Regions from separate parts of the Homo sapiens genome. Here region 2 is linked to region 1. The links are chromatin contacts, found by Hi-C or POLR2A ChIA-PET in ENCODE. All regions are on one chromosome and are shown on one strand. Each heading gives the region's core, a stretch centred on a gene start or an enhancer-like site at or near the end of the contact. The rest is flanking DNA. Distances are from core to core; before and after follow the strand shown. Region 1 has its middle 120 kb from the start of TBL1X. Region 2 overlaps TBL1X (transducin beta like 1 X-linked).

The links. Hi-C counts contacts between places; a loop is a spot of excess contacts on that map. ChIA-PET counts read pairs that join two places held with the same protein, here RNA polymerase II (POLR2A). Pooled maps may share reads with other maps.
Region 2: a loop to region 1 is called in a map of natural killer cell, with 5 times the contacts of the local background. The contact joins two enhancer-like sites. A Hi-C loop is called at or near these places in 2 of 168 maps with a recorded cell type or tissue (B cell and natural killer cell), 3 of 37 single-sample maps with no recorded cell type and 15 of 50 pooled maps. POLR2A ChIA-PET finds 5 or more read pairs at or near these places in 4 of 52 experiments (CD8-positive, alpha-beta T cell, T-cell, naive thymus-derived CD4-positive, alpha-beta T cell and 1 more).

The regions. Positions count from the first base shown.
Region 1 is chrX:9,340,214-9,344,885 of GRCh38, forward strand. No RefSeq gene overlaps it. Among named protein-coding and RNA genes, the nearest start is that of TBL1X, 120 kb to the right of the region's middle. RefSeq lists an enhancer at 1,787-1,846. Within about 2 kb of position 1,423, at least 34 of the 41 ENCODE cell types and tissues checked have a DNase peak (open chromatin) inside an H3K27ac peak, as active enhancers do.
Region 2 is chrX:9,644,929-9,649,783 of GRCh38, forward strand. All of the region lies in intron 3 of TBL1X (transducin beta like 1 X-linked), which reads left to right. Among named protein-coding and RNA genes, the nearest start is that of GPR143, 120 kb to the right of the region's middle. Within about 2 kb of position 1,993, at least 3 of the 41 ENCODE cell types and tissues checked have a DNase peak (open chromatin) inside an H3K27ac peak, as active enhancers do.

The DNA of each region.
Region 1 (4,672 bases), core at 173-2,672:
TGCTGCCCTGCGCTATCACTAGGGAATCCTGTGTCCCTAGCAGCTTATCCAGCTGGCTCTCAGGCTATGGTGAAACTGCAATACAGAAGGAATATTCCAAAAGAGAATTAAAAATGCAGCTGTCATATGGGCGACAGGCCCAAGTCTAGCAGTTAACAGCTACCCCGCCCCCACCCCGCCCACTTCCCTGGGAGCAGCCCTGCTCTCCAGTCTGCAAACCCAGGGGCTGAGGGGCCGGGGCATCCCGAGGCCTGGATGCCCAAGGGATGCAAACTCCTTCCCCACCCTCTCTGCTTCCCTTATCAAGCCTCCTAAGTGTTCTCCCCATCCCATAATGGGGAATAATCCCTAAAATTCAAGGGCTGAAGCTCTAATCCCCACTACCTTTTGGAATGTGACCGTATTTGGAAACAGGATCTCTAAGGAGGTAATTAAATTAAAATGAGGTCATTAGGGTGGGCCCTGGTCCAGTAGTACTGGAGTCCTTATAAGAAGAGGCGATGAGGACACAGGCACACACAGAGGGACGACCATGGGAGGATACAGGCCGTCTACAAGCCACCGAGAGGGGCTGCGGGAGAAAGCAGCCCTGTGACACTTGGGTTTCAAACATGTGGCCTCCAGAATGTGAGGGAATCCCTGTCTGCTACTCTGGCATGGCAGCCCTAGCCGGCTCATACGGGCCCATCCCCCACTCGCCATCTCAACGTGGAGACCCTACAGGAACTCATGGCCCGGGAAGGCCTTTTGGTCCCCTCACCCCTATTTTCAAAGCCCACACAGTTAAAATGCAGGGGGGCTTCTTGCTCTTAAGACTGAAATGGTGCAGCTCCCTACACCCGTCTGTGTCCACGGCCATCCCCAGTATAGCAAACTTACATGTGACACCCAGCTCGGTATTTCCCCTCTCAGGTCCCCCTTCCCCCTCCTACAGACACATCCCCAAACCCTTTTAAGATGTTGCATAACCTGGCTCCGGAAGCCAATAGAGTTTTTACTGAATCTGGCTTCACATAACCCAACAGATTGTGAACTAGACATTTGCCAACTTTTCCCCCGTGCCAGACCATTTTTAAGTTATGTGTGCACAGAATGGCATTTAAAGGACTTAAATAACTCTCCAGGGGGAGAAAAGAGCAGAAAATAGCCCACAAGGCTCCTATAAACGGGGGCAGGAACAGCAGAAACAGAATTTGGGGCGAGTGTTCTGCTTGTTTTTAGTTGCGGCGGGAGGGGCTTTTCTATTAGGTTGTGTTTTTGTTGTTTTTGCTTTGGGGGTGAAAAAAGGGGACAGAGAACAGAAAGGAACCTAGTTTATAGTGACAGCTGTTTAGGAAAGTCATTTCTAGATTAGAGGGGAGAGCCCCTAGGGGCTGCTTCTAGATTCCACTCCTTGGGGTTGGAGGGGCCGGGTGAGCAGGCTTTGGGGAGTGCCTGGGTGACTACCCCAACCCTGCCTCAACGGCACCCCCTCCCTGTGCACCGACAAATAAATGGTGGCTGTAAAAAAAAAAAGAAATAAATGTTTTTTTAAGCAGTGCTTCCTGTTATGTTCAAGGAAGACTAGGGCCGTTTTATTATTAAGCAATTTTCTCTTTTTAAGTAAACACACACACGACCACATTGCTGCAAGGCTAAAATCTCTTGCCTTACTCAAGCATCGACGTTTTCAATCTCCTATTTTCTCAAGCCCTCAATGAAGCCTTCCAAGAGCTTGCCTATGTTTAATTTGCATTCCGAAACAGAAAATCTAATGTGTTTTAACATTGTCTGCTTCAGCTGAAAAGGAAACTGTAAATTTATACAGTCTGGTTTAAAAAAAAAAAAATTGGCCATTGCATCTAAATGAGTCTCCTCCGGAAAGAGGCTGGGTGGCGCCCCTCCCCCTCCTCCCTCTTTCACTTCCCCTCCCGCTTCTCCCTCTTTCACTTCCCCTCCCCCTCCTCCCTTTTTCACTTCCCCTTGTCCTCCCTCCCTCACCTCCCATCCCCCTCCCTCCTCCTCCCCTCCCCCTCTGCTTTTCACCCCCTCCCTCCTCCTCCCCTCCCCCTCTGCTTTTTACCCTCCCCCTGCTCCTTCCCACCTCCCCTCCCCCTCCCCCGCTGCTTTCACCCCCTCCCTCCTTCCCTCCCCCTCTGCTTTCACCCCTCCCTCTTCCTCCCCTCCCCCTCTGCTTTTTACCCTCCCCCTCCTTCTCCCCTCCACCTCTCCCCTCCCCATCCTTCTCTGCTTTTCACCCCCTCCCTCCTCCCCCCTCCTCCTCCGTTTTGCACCCCTCTCTCCTCCTTCTCCTCCCCTTCCCCCTCCTCCTCTGCTTTTCATCCCCTCTCTGTCCCTCCCTCCCCCCTCCTAGCCTCCTCTCCCTGCATTGGAGTTTAGGCCACAGCCTCCCTCCTCCCTCTTAGTCTTCCAGCCTCCTCCCCTCCCCTCCCCTCTCTTCTCCTCCCCTCCCCCAGGATCAGACTCGGGGCCGGTCTGTGCCAGCGCCCTACGTGGACTGGGAAAGAATTACCGAGGACCTTAGAAGAGCTGCGCACTCGCAGCGCCCCGCCCCCACGCCGCCGGCCGCCCGCGCGGGTGTCTCCCTGTGCTCCCAAAACACGGCTCAGGTTCACCGGGTCCTCCCCCGGGGATCTCAGGGCTGTTGGGGGGTGCTGTGGTTCCCAGAACGCCGCGACACTCTGAAACAGGAAAGGGGACGGCAGAGGGGTCCTGCTGCGGGGGAGCCCTTGAGAAGGCCTGGGTGGAGAGGGACTTGGGGACAGAGGTAAAGAAGGGAGTCTCTGGGGGTGAGGAAGTGCCTGGGAAGGGCACGAGGAGGAGTTGGGGAAGGGAAAATCAGGCCCAAAGTTTTAGGGCTCTGTCTCTACTGAAGGTCAAAAAGGGTTCCTGCAGGGCAGTGGGAGACCTGCTCCTGACGACCCCGTCCTATAATTAAATCCCTGAGTAAGAACACTCCAGAGTTGGGGCTCAGTAGCTGCCGTGTGCACCTGCGCATCAGATGCCCCCTAAGCGTACCCCTGGAAGCCTCTGATTCTGTGTCATCACGGCAGGAGGGGATTCGAGGAGTTTTGGAAGACGCCAGGATGACGTTCTTAAGCCATCTGATGGGTGAAGGGGCTTCTTCACTTCGCTGTGGCTTCACTACTTAGATGTTAAAGCGGCTTCTCTTCCTAATAAAAAACAAAGTGTAGCCACTTTTCTGTCCAAGAAAATAAAAATTCCCAGAGAAAACCAACGTTGACGTTTGCATTCACGACGTGCCTGTCGTTTTCCTCTGTGTGGAAGAATTTTCCCATCCAAAAATGGGAGTTGAGGATGGAGGTGAGGTAAATAATAAAATCGGGCTCACTCTGTATAAATAGTTCAGCATTCCGATTTGGTTACCTAGTATTAAAAAATAAATATTTTTCTAGGTCACTAAATATTTTTCAAAATTATACTTTAAATGAGGGCTTAAATTCCACCGCGTGGAATTGTATATGCCAGAATGTAGTAACCATATCCCTCTTGCACAGTATTCCTCTTGTTTAACATTTAAGGACGGTATCCTAAGTTATTCCCCATTGTGTAGTCACATAAGTCACCTTTTTCTTCACTAGCTTCAGTGCAAGAAATGAATACAGTTTCCTCTGCACCATGGGTCCGTCTGTTGCCATTGCCTGCACTGGGGTTGTTTGGAATTCCTGTCTGAAACTTTCTAGAGTTAAAGGCAGAAAACATTGGCCAAGTTTCCAAGCCTAAAGCTGATTCTTGACCTTAGTTAGACCTTATGTCAGAAAAGAGGGTGACAGCTACTTGGGAAGCTGAGGTGGGAGGATTGCTTGAGCCTGGGAGGTTGAGGCTGCAGTAAGTCATGATCGTGCCACTGTGCTCACGCCTGGGTGACAAAGCGAGACCCTATCTCAACAAAAAAAAAAAAAAGAAAGAAAAGAAAAGAGGGTGAGCAAAACAGGACAGTAGGGGGTGCTCCAGGTGTCTGGGGGGGGGGCATCGCCAATATCCTAATATCCCAGAGCCTCGGGAGGAGCCCTCTCTCCCAAAGCACTGCCCGCCACATTCTGGGGATGTCCTGCAAAGCCTAAATATTGGCGGTGGGGAGTGGAAATGTTCCCTTCTGTTATATTCTCTACTAGAGTGTTTTGCATGTTGATATATATACATATGTGCATTTCAGCAAGATGGTGGATTTTATTTTTTCTTATTTTTGAGATGGAGACTCGCTCTATTCCCCAGGCTGGAGTGCAGTGGCACGATCTCAGCTCACTGCAACCTCCACCTTCCAGGTTCAGGCAATTCTACTGCCTCAGCCTCCTGAGTAGCTGAGATTACAGGTGCCCACCACCATGCCCAGCTAATTTTTGTATTTTTAGTAGAGATGGTGTTTCACCATGTTAGCCAGGCTGGTCTTGAATTCCTGACCTCAAGTGATCCGCCCGCCTCGGCCTCCCAAAGTGCTAGAATTACAGGCGTGAACCAGGACACCCGGCCCTGAGTGACATTTTTTTTTCCTTCTTTGAGATGGAGTCTCGCTCTGTCACCAGGCTGGAGTGCAGTGGCGCCATCTCAGTTCACTGCTCCCTTGAACCTCCAACTCCCTGGTTCAAGGGATTCTCCTGCCTCAGTCTCCCGAGTAGCTGGGACTACAGGCACGCGCCACCACGCCGAGCTA
Region 2 (4,855 bases), core at 743-3,242, 310 kb after region 1:
ATTAACAGGCGTGAGCCACCATGTCCCGTCAGGGATGATTTTATTCTGTGAAAAGCGGCATTCCTTTTCTAACACAAAACCTCTCCTCTGCTCTGCCCTCCCAACCCTGTAGCCTCATTTCCTATATAGTTGTTTTCATACTGATTATCTCTGAAGACATTGCCAGGTCGTTTTTGTTTGTTTTGAGACAAGGTCTTGCTCTGTTACCCAGGCTGGAGTACAGTGGCACGATGTCGGCTCACTGCAGCCTCCACCTCCCAGGGTCAAGCGATTGTCGTGCCTCAGACTCCCAAATAGCTGGGAATACAGGGGCATGCCTCCACACCTAGCTAATTTTTGTATTTTTTGTAGAGATGGGTTTCACTGTGTTGCCCAGGCTGGTCTCAAACTCCTGGACTCAAGTGAGCGACCACGCCCAGCCGACATTCCCAGGTTTTCTTTACGTTTTAATAAATATGAGTAGTCCATGTTCAGAGTAGAAACTATACAACGTGTAGAAAGATACACATGCAATTGGGAGCCGTGCTTTTCCCACACAGTCCCCTGTCATGGACATTGCCCCTGCCTGAAATGCTGTTTTCCTGGCCGCATCTTATGCCACTAGTTTATTCCATATTTAAATGGAGGCGTCACTGCTCGGCATTGGAACTCTAGTAACGAAGAAATAATTCTTTGATTATATTTACCATTTCAGACCATTGACTCCAAGTAAATAAATATAACCGTAAAACTAATGGGAAATTTTTTACTTTGCGGGGAATATTTTCGTACTGAAAGTATTGTATATCTGATTGTGGGTAAATGGAGAGAAGTGTATGAAAGAAAGCAAGCAACATAAAATATTTTTATGCATTTCTCCCCAAACTTTTCCTCTGTATGTGTTTTCCTACAGGTTTGGGTCAAACTGTAACCTTGTTGGCCCTCTTTTCTGTTTTGTTGTCGCCCCCTGCCACCCAATTTGGGACATATCATAAATATCTTTCCATTAACCTAGCTTTGAAATTTTTAACTTGCACTGGAAGACCACAGCGTTTAATGTCAAACAACGTAACTTTAAATCCTAGCTTCGCTGGGATTTAAGTTGGTTATCTTCCCTAAGCCTTTATTTGTTAAACCTATAAAATGGTAATAAGAGTAATGGTCATATTTATCTCTTGGAGTTATGACTGGTGAGATCGATCGTATCGTGCACATAGCACTCACACCTGATAGCTAGCATACAATCCATGCCGTGTATTGGTTTCTAAAATCATCTTCATGGCGGCCTGATAGTTCCCATATGTGTTCACTGCAATTTATTTCATCGTGCTGTCACTGGACAATGAGATTGTTTCGAGAACCACACATTGTCTTCTTTACAATTACATAGGATGAAAAGATGTGCAAAGTGGTAAAACAAGCCTGTGTCAGCCCCCAAATAAGCTGCTCCCCAGGCAGATGTTAGAAAAGGTGTATTGGGATTTATATGTAAACTTTATACATACATTTAAAATTCTGTCTTAAGCTGGTTACTGATTGTGAAATGAAAATAAACTCAGTTTACATCTGAGCAGAGAAAAGAGCCGCTGCCTCCAAATGGGCAGAGTTTGCTCGTTTCCATGAAGCAACTTGGAGAAAGAGGTGCCCTTTAGAGGCTGAGGTCAGTTCAAGCAGATCTTCCAGTGACCCTGGCTCGGTCCAGTCTGCATGGAGACAAGCCCCAAAGACCTGAGCCTTGTCCAGGCCATCCCTCCAAGCAATGGATTCTTCCAGCACAGACGCCAACAGCCTGACTAATAGCAGCCTAACTAATGACACTCACTTTCTCAGGTGCCTTCAGAAACCAAGGGCTGCTTTAGAAGATCTTTAAGATGTTTACATAACAGGGCAAATGGCTGAAAGATAAAGCTTCCCCTCCAGTGATGTCAGAGGAGCTCTGTGCGCTGCCCTTCCTACAATACACGCCCCCTTCATCAGCTCGTGCTTCCTTCGCTGTTTCAGAACACGGCTGGCCTCTTGGCAAGAAACGAACTTGCCCTTTCTGTCCTTAACTACCAGCACCAGCTCTCCAGCAGGCCCCATGTGATTCTACTTTTTAAGATAATTAAAACAGCAATTAAGATTTTGTTTGGGGCCAGTGTTCTCCCACAGAATGATGGCATATTGAGTGCTCTAACTACATACTCAATGAAATGAAACTCTTAAACAGCCATTTCTCCTGGGACCGAATGCTGAACTGTTTTGTGAAGGGAACTGCGAATTAATAGGACTTTTGGCCACCTTGAAACCAAGGCTTAAAAAAAAATACTATAAATAATCTCCCCTTCAGCTTCTTGACGGCTCTAAACCCCAAATTATCACTTATATTGAATTACTTATCTTTAGCAGAGAAACTTCAAAAATGCCATCAGCCCATGCTCGTTTGTTCTTCTTTGCCTTCTTTAAGCAGCACAGTGAGAGAATGTTGTGGCTTTAACCCAAAGTGGAAGGTGGTTATTTCGTTTTTGCGCAATCACAACTCCAAACACCTCAAATCAACCTAATTGAAGGTGTCTTTAATCAAAGCTGGGTCAGGCAAGAAAATAAACACAGTTGCTCTAATTAAGACTCCCCTCTCATCCCCCTCCTGTTTGGGGCCAAGGAGGAGCTGTGAGTGCTGCCAAAACTCTCCTTTATTTTAGAACTGGAGAAATTGGAAAACATCCACAGGAGTTCTCAGAACTCGAAGGCTGGAAGCGGATGCTGTTCGGGAAACCGGTTAGGTGTTAGAATGCGGCTTGTGTCTCCAGCTGTACATACTAGAAAAGAATGCCCAAACACAGGCCTCTGGTGGTAGTTCTTTTTGGTTGGGCTTTATGTGTGCCACCTTGCCTGCTTGACATTGCTGATGAGCCAGGACGAGGAGTCGAGCCCTGAGTGGTCATGGGCGAGGCAGGTGTGTGTTTCCCTGATCCTCTCCTACTGACCTTTCAGGTCTCTCTTGGGGAATTGCTGGAGGAGCTAAAATACCAGCTCCCACATACTGGATATTTTCTGTGCATCGGGCTCTGCATAAAAGCATTGACTCCTCACACTCTCCCCTTTACATAGGGGCTATTTGATACTCAGTTTAGAGATAAGGAAACAGCCATATAACTGACCCTCCAATCCCAGGGCTAGATAGTGGTGCAGCTGCCCCTAGAAGTCAGGGTCTCTGGCGCTTGGCCAAAGGCTCCCTGAATCCCACATCTTTACCTGTTCTCTGTGGCTCTCAGGACGTGAGCTACCTTATCTCTAGCCAATAAGCCTATACGGATGGGGACTCTCACCCTGATTTACCCTAACTTTATTGTAATAAAGTCATAACTGTCATAAGAAGTAATAGTTGCAATAAAAAGTAGTAATTGTAATAAAGCATGAACATTCCAAACTCCATGTTATTTGTCCACAAAAATAGTTCTTGGCACAGAAGACAAAGGCGGACTTTTTCCCACAGAATACATAGCTGTCGATGGCACTTTGCTTTGAACCTTGGTGTAGAGGGCAGTCCTCATGCCCTGGGCTGAGGGGTGCATGTGACACATCATTAAAAGTCAAAAATCATTTTCATAGAGCAGGTCCTCCCCACATGTACACCCAGAGCTCCTGTGCTTCTCTCCTCTTTCTCTGACTTCTTCCAAAATCGTGGGTCTTGTCTCCATCAGTCAAGAATTTAACTTTTCTTCCAAAACATCCCCCTCCTCTTCTGTGAAGGAAGGTGCTTGTGGACTGGCCTTAGGAAATGTCGCCCAGACAGGAACGGCACACCAGTGTGCCATCACTCAAGCCAGAAATGAGGTTTGCAGTGACCTTCTCTGTGCTTGAGAGTTCTGCTACACTACGAATACCACTATAATAACAGCACATTTATTTGTGGGAAATTAAACAGCAAAGCCCTGGGTGGGAGATCCATAATTTACCATCTTCCTGTGAAATTTAGTTCTGGTCTTAGAAAAAAGAGGAGGAGGAGGAATTTTTATTCCCAGCCTTGTGTGTGGTGAGGTTTGTCTGGAACAGTGGTTCTTGCAGAGGAATACTGGCCAGGAGACTCACTTGAGTCAAAAAACTGAAGAAGATCCATGAAAACAACCACCACCTTCAAGTGAGCCACTTAGAGATAAGCGCAGCTAAACGCCGGGACACCCAGCTGATGGATGGTTTCTCTTGATTTTGGTGTGATGAAGCCCACAGAGCTGAAGGGCATTAAATACAGCTGTTAGGGTTAGGAGTCCATTCAGAGAATATTCTCATGCTTGTATCTAATAATCTAAGAATATATATGTAGATTCTACAATTTTTGGAATTAGGTTTTAAAAGAAAAATAATCATTTAAAAGCTAGCAAAGTAAGTGTTTGTTGGGGGAGAAAAGTTTGATCCAAATATTAAATCAGTCTTAAAAAATTAAAATATGTACTTGAGATGGAGCAGTCAGTCTTACCAAACATTACATCCTGGCTCGATTGCAGGCCATGGATAGTTTTTGTTTTGTTTTCTCTTCTGCTTAGAAATCAAAACCCTTTAGAAAGTTAACAATGTATTGGGGAAAGCATTCCAATCCTTGGACCCTAACTTATACATTTAAAAACAATGAATCTGTGATCAGAAAGCAGAAAGCCAGAGCTGAAGCAGAAGTTTTTCTAGTTGGAAGAAAGAAAGATGTATAATGCAAATTAGAGGAACAGATAATTAAAAATGGCCCGTAATCCCCATCTCCTCAGGATCTTATATTCTCATTCTCCATAGTTCTATATAAACACATGCAGAGACACCTGTATTTATCACAGATGCTCCTGGGGTGGGGAATATTAACCAGGCTGTGTATACAGGTGTTTCATCTCCACGAATCAGAGTATCTGCT